2 separate regions of the Homo sapiens genome follow, and region 1 is linked to region 2. A link is a loop called in an ENCODE intact Hi-C map of the cell type or tissue named here. Cell type or tissue: gastrocnemius medialis. All regions are shown on one strand. Links, peaks and the distances in the headings refer to the core of each region. The heading gives the core; the rest is flanking DNA.

The links. Hi-C counts contacts between places; a loop is a spot of excess contacts. Peaks named below come from ENCODE experiments on the same cell type or tissue, not always from the same donor. Only the 100,000 strongest peaks of a DNase experiment are listed, where the experiment ranks them.
Region 1: a loop joins it to region 2, with 2.5 times the contacts of the local background. A loop is called at or near these places in 1 of 110 quality-filtered maps.

The regions. Positions count from the first base shown.
Region 1 is chr22:42,647,455-42,651,837 of GRCh38, reverse strand. CYB5R3 (cytochrome b5 reductase 3) reads left to right here and starts at 2,446. Exons shown (of 9, transcript NM_000398.7): 1 at 2,446-2,543. The coding sequence starts at 2,523. RefSeq lists silencers at 1,966-2,065, 2,376-2,565, 2,586-2,935 and an enhancer at 1,458-2,271. In gastrocnemius medialis, for the core only: no CTCF peak of the experiment used is centred there; DNase peaks (open chromatin) are centred at 2,277, 2,727, 3,027 and 3,347; H3K4me3 peaks cover 1,931 bases; H3K27ac peaks cover 2,654 bases.
Region 2 is chr22:42,908,352-42,912,734 of GRCh38, reverse strand. It overlaps PACSIN2 (protein kinase C and casein kinase substrate in neurons 2), which reads left to right. Exons shown (of 11, transcript NM_001184970.3): 2 at 578-714. The coding sequence starts at 655. Among named protein-coding and RNA genes, the nearest start is that of ARFGAP3, 53 kb to the right of the region's middle. In gastrocnemius medialis, for the core only: a CTCF peak has its summit at 1,953; a DNase peak (open chromatin) is centred at 2,014; H3K27ac peaks cover 3,405 bases.

The sequences.
Region 1 (4,383 bases), core at 287-4,286, 260 kb after region 2:
GTAATCCTCGCTACTCGGGAGGCTAAGGTAGGAGAATCACTTGAACCTGAGAGGCGGAGGTTGCGGCGAGCCGAGATCGCACCATTGCACTCCAGCCTGGGCAACAAGAACGAAACTCCGTCTCAAAAAATATAATAATAATAATAATAATTAGCTGGGCATGGTGGCACGCACCTGTAGTCCCAGCCACTAGGGAAGCTGAGGCAGGAGAATCGCTTGAACCCCGGAGGTTGCAGTGAGCCGCGATTGCAGTGAGCCTGGCAACAGAGCAAGACTCCGTCTCAAAAAAGAAAAACCAACCAACCAACCAAACAAACAAAAAAAACAGTAGGTCAGGTGGGTGGGTAGGCAGACGGGCATGGTGGCTCATGCCTGTAATCCCAGTGCTCCGGGAGGCTGTGGTGGGAGGATGGCTTGAGCTGCAGTGAGCTGTGACTGCATCACTACACTCCAGCCTGGGCATCAGAGCGAGATCTCTTCTCTGGGTAAATAAACCCAGTGAGTCACTCCCTCAGCTACCTAGATCCTGCAGGGCTCCCCATTCTCCTTGACATTCCAGTTCTTTCCACCCGGGGCTCCACATTGCCTCCCCAACGTCACATCACACCCCAGCTCGGCTGTATCAGCCCCTCTAACCTTGCCCATCAGGCCTCTGTTCACCTGTCTCCACCTCCAGGCCCTGCCAGCAAGGCGCTTCTCCCTTTCTCTGCCTGGTCTGTGCCACGTTGCCTGAACACACAGCCCACCCCATCCCCTCAGAGCACCAGGAGCTCACATCTGGGTCCAAGACCCTACCAGGAGAGCAAGGCAAGAGAATGACGCTAAGGCCCAGCATGAGCCTACACAGAGAAGGTGCCCACTGTCTGTCAAATTCATCCATTCAACAAGTATTTAGGCTGCTCATCGTGGCTCACGCTTATAATCCCAGCACTTTGGGAGGCCAAGGTGGGAGGATGGCTTGAACCCAGGAGTTCCGGACCAGCCTGGGCAACATAGTGAAACCCGTCTCTACAAAAAAATGCAAAAATGGCCGGGCGCGGTAGTTCCCACCTGTAATCCCGGCACTTTGGGAAGCCGAGGCAGGTGGATCACCTGAGGTCGGAAGTTCGAGACCAGCCTCACCAACATGTTGAAACACCGTCTCTACTAAAAATACAAAATTAGGCCGGGCGCGGTGGCTCACGCCTGTAATCCCAGCACTTTGGGAGGCCGAGGCGGGCGGATCACGAGGTCAGGAGATCGAGACCATCCTCGCTAACACGGTGAAACCCCGTCCCTACTGAAAATACAAAAAATTAGCCGGGCGCGGTGGGGTGCCTGTAGTGCCAGCTACTCGGGAGGCTGAGAATGGCGTGAACCCTGGAGGCGGAGCTTGCATTGAGCCGAAATGGCGCCACTGCATTCCAGCCTGGGGGACAGGGCGAGACTCTGTCTCAAAAAAAAAAAAAAAAAAAAAAAAAAAAAGATTAGCTGGTTAGCCAGATGTGGTGGCACATGCCTGTAATTTCGGGAGGCTGAGGCAGGAGGATCTGTTGAACCCTGGAGGCGGAGTTTGCGGTGAGCCGAGATCGCGTCAATGCATACCAGCCTGGGCAACAAGAGCGAAACTGCGTCTCAAAAAAAAAAACAATTAGCCGGACGTGGTGGCATGTGCCCAGCTACTCAGGAGGTTGAGGCAGGAGGAACACTTGAGCCTGGGAGGTTGAGGCTAAAGTGAGCTGTGATCAGGCTCCTGCATTCCAGTCTGGGCAAGAGTGAGACCCTGCTTTACCAAAAAAAAAAAAAAAAAAAAAGGTATTTATTGAGCACCTACTATATGCTAGGCTCTGTGTGGCTAGGCTCTGGGGATGTACGGGACTTCAAACCAGATAGGGCCTTGCCCTCCGGGAGCGCACAGTCCACTGGGATGGGGTGGGAGTGGGGGAAACACGCAGGAGGCCTTCAGCTAAGTGGGACAAAGATCACTCCACAGTGGGACAATGGCGTGGGGAGCGGAGGCGCCGCCGGCGAGGAGGCTCCGGGCGGGCCGTGCTGAGACCGCAGCATTTAACCCGGCCCGAGGCAGCTGGGAACAGTGCTGCCCAGGGAACTACAAATTCAAAGGCCCGGGGAAGGGCCGCGCTGAGCAGCTGCAGGCACAGGCCCAGGCCAGGCCAGGCAGGACCGGCCCCTGCAGTCTCGGAGGCCGGGGGAAGATTCCGCCTCTTATTCTCGCTCCCATCCGGGGGGCGCCATCTTGCTTCCTTTATGGCGGCGAACGAGGCCCAGAGAGGCCACCGTCCCGCGCGGGGCAGCACAGCGGCGGGAGAGCTCGGAGCGCAGAGGGCCGCATCCCCAGTTCCCAGTCTCCATCCCCGGCAGAAGCAGGCGGAGCGACCCGGTCCCCGCCCCCGCGCCCGCCCCGCCCCGCGCGCCCGCCTGGCCCCTCGGCCCCGCCCCTGCTCCGGAGTGACGCGGGCCCGGGCGCGACGGTCTCGGCGGCGGCGGCGGCGGCGACAGAGCGAGCGCGGCGCGGGGCCACCATGGGGGCCCAGCTCAGCACGGTAGGCGGGGAGGGGGCGCCGGGGCCGCGGGGCGTCGCGAGGGACTGGGACCCGGCGGCGAGGGGGCGGGCTGGCCTGCGGGAGGTGACGCGGGACCCGGGCCGCACCCGGCCGCACCCACTTCGCCCGCCCAGCCCGCCGCGCCCCACCCCACCCCACAAGGGCCTGGGCGAGCTACGTGGTGACCGCTACTTACGCCCTGGCAGTCTGCAGCGGGGACCCAGCCCTCCTGCCCGGGGGGCGCGCCAGAGCCCAGCACCCGGGGGCACCTGGGCCCTGCCCTGGCCGCCGTGGGGCCTTGGCTGCTGGAGGGACCCGTGGTTGTGAGCGTGTGTGCCGCTGAGTGTGAGTGTGTGAGCGAGCGTGTGAATGGCTTGAGAGTGAATGTGTGTGTGAGTGTGACCGTGGGTGTGAAGGGCGGGCATGGAAACGTGTGATGGGGTGTGTGTGTGTGTACGGGAGTATGTGAATGGGCGATGTCACTGACTGCGACTGAACGTGTGTGTGTGTGCGATGTCACTATGTCAGAGGGTTTTGCACGTTTAGCAACAAGGAACAGAACCCGGATGACACGGGGGCATCCTCCCAATGCTCAGTGGGCCAGGCTCCCATCAAGGCCAGGCTCCCACTGACCCTGCAAGCTGTGCTGGGGACCTCACACTTTGCGGTGTCAGTGCTGTTTGCCCCATTTCACAGATGGGGAAATGCAAACTAGTCTTGGCCACCGTCCCACAACGCTGCCGCCGGAAGGAGCCTGCTCCATGGGGTTTCAAAGTCCACTCTGCTGCTGTCACTCCTGGGCTGGCCTAGAGCCACCTTCCCTTCCCCCCAGGCCACCTCCTCTCCCCAGTTTCTCAAAAGTTGACCATGGTGAGGCTGGAGGCTTGAGTCTGTGTGGACATGTGGAGGCTGCGGCTGCAGAGGGCAGCTCTCCTGTCAACTGTGACCCGCTAGGCGTGGGGAGGCTGGCACAGGAGGAATCAGCCCAGTGCTCCTCCACCTCCACCTCTACCTCTATGCCTGGCATCTGCCACTTGGAGGGCACCTGGGTCCTCCCTCCTTGGGGAGGACCTGGAGTCTCCTCCTTGGGGATCCAGGCAAAAGGCCTCTTGGCTTGGGTGGTTGCTAAGGAAAGTGTGGCCCAACCCAGAACTTCGGGATGTTCAGACCCCAGGCAACCTTGGCCAGGGTGAACCTGTGGGCATCACCCCAACCTCCATGCAACACCCGGCCCATTTTTCCCCAGAAAGCATCTGCCTCCTTTATTGTTGAAATGTCCTGCCTGTGTCTCTAAAGCTTCCCCTGGTCTCCACCCAACCCTTCCCTGCTGTTTTTGGTGGTGTTCCATACCTTCCAGCTGGTGGTTGGATTTATGGCCACGTCCCCTGCACCTGGCTGCTCCATACATTTCTTTTTTCTTTTTTCTTTTTTGAGAAGAGTCTCTCACCCAGACAGTAGTGCAGTGGCGCGATCATAGCTCACTGCAGCCTCAACCTCTTGGGCACAAGTGATCCTTCTACCTCAGTGTCCTGAGTACAGGCACGTGCCAATATGCCTGGCTAAGTTTTTTTTTTTTGAGATGGAGTCTCTCTCTGTCACCCAGGTTGGAGTGCAGTGGCATGATCTCAGCTCACTGCAACCTCCACTTCCTGGGCTCCAGCAATTCTCCTGCCTCAGCCTCCCAAGTAGCTGGGATTACAGGCACTCGCCATCACACCTGGGCTTCGCCATCTTGGCCAAGCTGGTCCCGAACTCCTGACCTCAGATGATCCACCTGCCTCAGCCTCCCAAAGTGCTGGGATTACAGGAGTGAGCCACTGTGCCTGGCCTAATTTTTTGT
Region 2 (4,383 bases), core at 115-4,114:
TCTTCCCTCCAACAGGGGAAATAATTGCCGCCTTTACCCTTGCCTGGATTGTAGATTGCTGAGTCTGTTATTCAGAAGTGATCCATTTAGCTTTCCAGCTGAGCCACACACAGACAGTGTCAGAACAAACTGGTCTGAATTTGTGGCTTCAGTGGCGGAGTCAGTAAAGGTGGAGTTGAGTGGGGACAGTGCTCACACAAGTGGAATGTGGTAGCCACTCTGGAGAGGGGAGTAGGGTGTCAAAGGTGGGATTACCTCCACTCACGTTTTATCCCGGGTCCTAGCCCTACCAGTTAGGTAGAGTAGGTCGGGATGGGCAAGCCCAGAGATCCAAGGACTCTGCCTTTTATGCACATGCACCCCTCGCCCCCATCACCCACCATGCACACACACAGACATACACATATGTGCCCAGAGTTGATTAGAGTCTACTGGCTTTCTGCCACCTAAAGGAAATATTATAGACCGCCCTGTACTGAAGGCAGTGATTAGAAACGGGAAGTTGTGAAATAGAGATGACTTGTTTCTTTACCTTGGGAATTTAAAAACCACTATGTTATATGTTTTTCATTTATAGGTTTGTCTACAGATTTTGAGCGTTCGAAGTTGACCCCTGACTAAGTATACTTTGCTGCTCCCTCAGCCTTTGAAAAAATGTCTGTCACATATGATGATTCCGTTGGAGTAGAAGTGTCCAGCGACAGCTTCTGGGAGGTAATGCACCTGCTTTCTTCCAGTGAATGAAGTGGCCAGGCCAATAGTGTCTGGCAGGCCCTTTGGTTTTTTTGGTGGAGGTTGGGAACTGAGGTGAACATACCCCCAAACCAGCCATGCATTTGTAGTCAGACCTAGATAGCAGCAGAAAAGGTTTGGACACTTGTTTTTAGGCAGTTCAGGTATGCCTTAGCCATCATCGAAGGCAGTGAACTTACCTTGCTAGGAAAGGCTGATACTTAAAGAGGTTAGGGGTGTTTATGAAAGGTCTTGGGGATCACCTTCCTTTTTATGTTTGCCATGGTGTGAGTGGGAGAGACAGACACTAATTGCTCAGCTTATCCTACGAGGCACTTTACTGTTGAGTTTTATGTAGAAACAAGGAGGGCTGTGATTTGACATCATGCTGGACAACACAGGCAAGTGGCCAGAGGGCCAAATGCCTTCAAACTTGCTGGAGCATCTGCCGCCAGTCTGTACCCATGAGTGGCCCTCTTCCTGATTGGATTATTTTTGTTTTTTTGTGGAGGCGGAGGGTGTTGTTCCTGAGTCCCACTTACTTTTCCTTCCTGCTAGTTAATGGAAAGTCCATCTTTTTTTTTTTTTTTTTTTTAACAGTTGAGGTCTCGAGAGCGCAGGCTGGAGTTCAGTGGCACCATCATGGCTCACTGAAGCCTTGATCTCCTGGGCTCAAGCCATCCTCCCACCTCAGCCTACTGAGTAGCTGAGACTATAGGAAGTCAATTTTTGGTCTAATTTTGTCCCTGTGGCAAAACCCCTGGAGCTTTCTTGGCCTTCATGGAAAGAGGCTTTGCATGGCCGGGCGCAGTGGCTCATGTCTGTAACCCCAGCACTTTGGGAGGCCGAGGCGGGTGGATCTTGAGGTCAGGAGTTCAAGACCAGCCTGGCCAACATGGTGAAACCCCATCTCTACTAAAAATACAAAAAATTAGCTGGGCGTGGTGGTGGGCACCTGTAACCCCAGCTATTTGGGAGGCTGAGGCAGGAGAATGGCATGAACCCGGGAGGCGGAGCTTGCAGTGAGCCGAGACAGCGCCACTGCACTCCAGCCTGGGTGACAGAGCAAGACTCCGTCTCAAAAAAAAAAAAATTATGTGTTAACTGAGTACCTGTAGTGTGCTAGGCAAGGGATGTGACAGACTGAGTTCCTGCCCTCCAGAAGCTGGCTTCTGCCACAGCAGAAATAAATGTGGAAAGGCACAGAGCATGCAGGTCCTCTCTGCTGCCACCCCTCGGCTGGTGGCATCCTTCTGGAGGGGTGAGGGGGGCACCCAGCTCAAATTTCAGCAGCCGGAGAGGCACATCTGCCTGAGAAATATTTCACTTAAGACAGCAAGAGTGACAGGAGCAGTGACAGCCAAACAGGTCGCCAGCCACATCTCACAGCATGGCAGGAGGTTGGCCGTGAAACTAGATGAAGCAGGACCAGCAGTTACACGACGTGGTTTGGAGGTGCCCCTGGAATAGTGCTAGAATTCAGGACTGCCTTTGCCCCCGCTTGCAGGTACAGGTTCACAGTAATCAGGTCCCGCTGGCTGGCCCCCCCAGAGAGGCTGTGGCCTCATTAGTGCAGGAGCGCTTATGGAGCTGGCAGCAGCTGTGAGAGCCTTCCTGTGAGCTCTCCAGCCTTTAGAAGTGCAGGCCCTTGTTCTCAACACTGAACCAAAACTATAGATAGAAACCTTTCCAGTTATGGGGAGCCTCTTTTTTGTAACTGTAGTGACATTGCTGGCTGGCACCAATCATTCCCTGCCTTGAGCTTGGTGGTGGTGCAGACAGGACAAGCACACTCAAAAGGCCCTTCCTTGTGAGGGATAGGCCAGGAGAGGCAATGGGGACAGGTGAAGACATTGCTTTGGAGCCAGGAGGTCTGGGTTTGACTGCTGACCTGATCACTTACTTCTGTGTATGGCTTTGGGCAAGTTACTGATTTTTCTTTGCCTTCATTTCCCAATCTATAAGATGGGGGTAATAACGGTACCCATATCCTAGTATTGTGAGGGTTAAAAGAATGAATAAACGTTAAGTGTTTTAGGGCATCAGGGCAAGGCTGGTGGGGGCCCTTCCCTCTGACACGGGAGCTGAGGGAGTCGGTGTGCACAGTCAATGTCTGTTCCTGCGGTGCCCTTGGCGACATTGTCTTCATTACCCACTTGGTGGCAGAAACTGCTGGGAAAATTATGTAGCTAAATATAGTGCTATTACAGAATTCTTCAGCTGCTTGTTAAAAAACATTCAGGTGAACGTTGCCAGTGTATATTGTCAGCATATATTAAATCAACTAGCTTTAACAAGTCCAGTAATTAAGCTCTTATGCTCCCTGTTAAATTCTCAACTGCAATAATGTCAGTAGACAAGAACATCTCCTTTTGCCTGAAAATGCTCAGGCGGGCTCTGCTCAGCTTGTGATGCTGTCCCTGAAATTACTCTCCAGCTGGTATCAACTCCGCAGTGCTGTGGTCGTCCGCCTTCTCCATGACGGATGTTCGTTGAGTGGCGGAGTGACTGCTCAGTGATGGCCTGCTGGGATCTGAGAGACTCAGGTGCACACTGCCAACTGCACATCTTCCCAGGCAGGTAGCAAGTTCCTCTTTCCCATGGAAGGACACTTTTCCAAAGAAAGCCTTGTGGTCTTGAGGTGGAAAAGTTTTTTGTGTTTAATTTTACTCCTTCCCACCAAAAGATACTAACTGGAATATGTCATTCCAGAGCCATCTTCTGTGTGGCCCTGTCCTCCAGGAGCCTTTGGCTGTGACATTTGGAGGAATAAGGTAGACACTAGGCAGGTCATCATGCCAGGTGCCGTAGGATTTGCTAGGTTTGCCCAGGGGGAAGGGCAGGAAAGGCAGCATGGGGTAGTGGACGTTGCTGCACTTGGATGCTTGCTGGACGAATGAAGGAACCCATACTGACCTGTGGGAGGAGAGGTTACCCACAGGGACATGATACTGAATAGAGCTATTTAATGCATATTCGGAAGGAGTACCTCCTGCATTCCCCCAACCCTGTAGATATAGGGGAAAAATAAAAAGAGGAAGAGGGGAGAGGGGATCCAGTTCCCACAAAGAAGATGCTTATGGAGTATGAGAGCAGGAGGGACCACCCCCAGCTCTGCCTCTCAGTAACATGGTCTGCTGGGCAGAGTCAGCAGAGGAGGCCTGTGGCTGAGTAGGGTTGGGCCAAGAATTGGGAACAAGTAGAAGGGATGGCATTCCAGGTTGGAACCAAGTCTGGAGCCTGAATGAGTGTGGTCTTACAGAGTGCTGAGGACCTTGACCTTTTTGGAGCTAAGGGCCAGTTTTGGAGCAAAATGGGAAGTCGTGTGGGATTACAGTGGCGGGGGCCAAGTGGAGGCAGTTCCCCAGGTGGGTCGCTCCCTCAGCAAGTCAGAGCCTGGTCTGGCCCGCCCACAGGCTTCACGGCAGGGCATGGGGCAGCTTGGCTACTTCTGGCAAGTTTTCCTGACTTGTTGCAGGAGCCCAGGGGCCCTCCTCCTGCCTTTCCACTTCTGGGCACTGCTTCCAGGCCTTCTCTTTGGTTCTGGGAGCTGGTGTCCAAAGGGCCTGGGCTGTGAGCCTTGGGGCTTTTCACGTGTCACCAGTGCTTCCTGGCCTCCCTTACCTTCATTCAGTAGGCTCTGGGAACAGG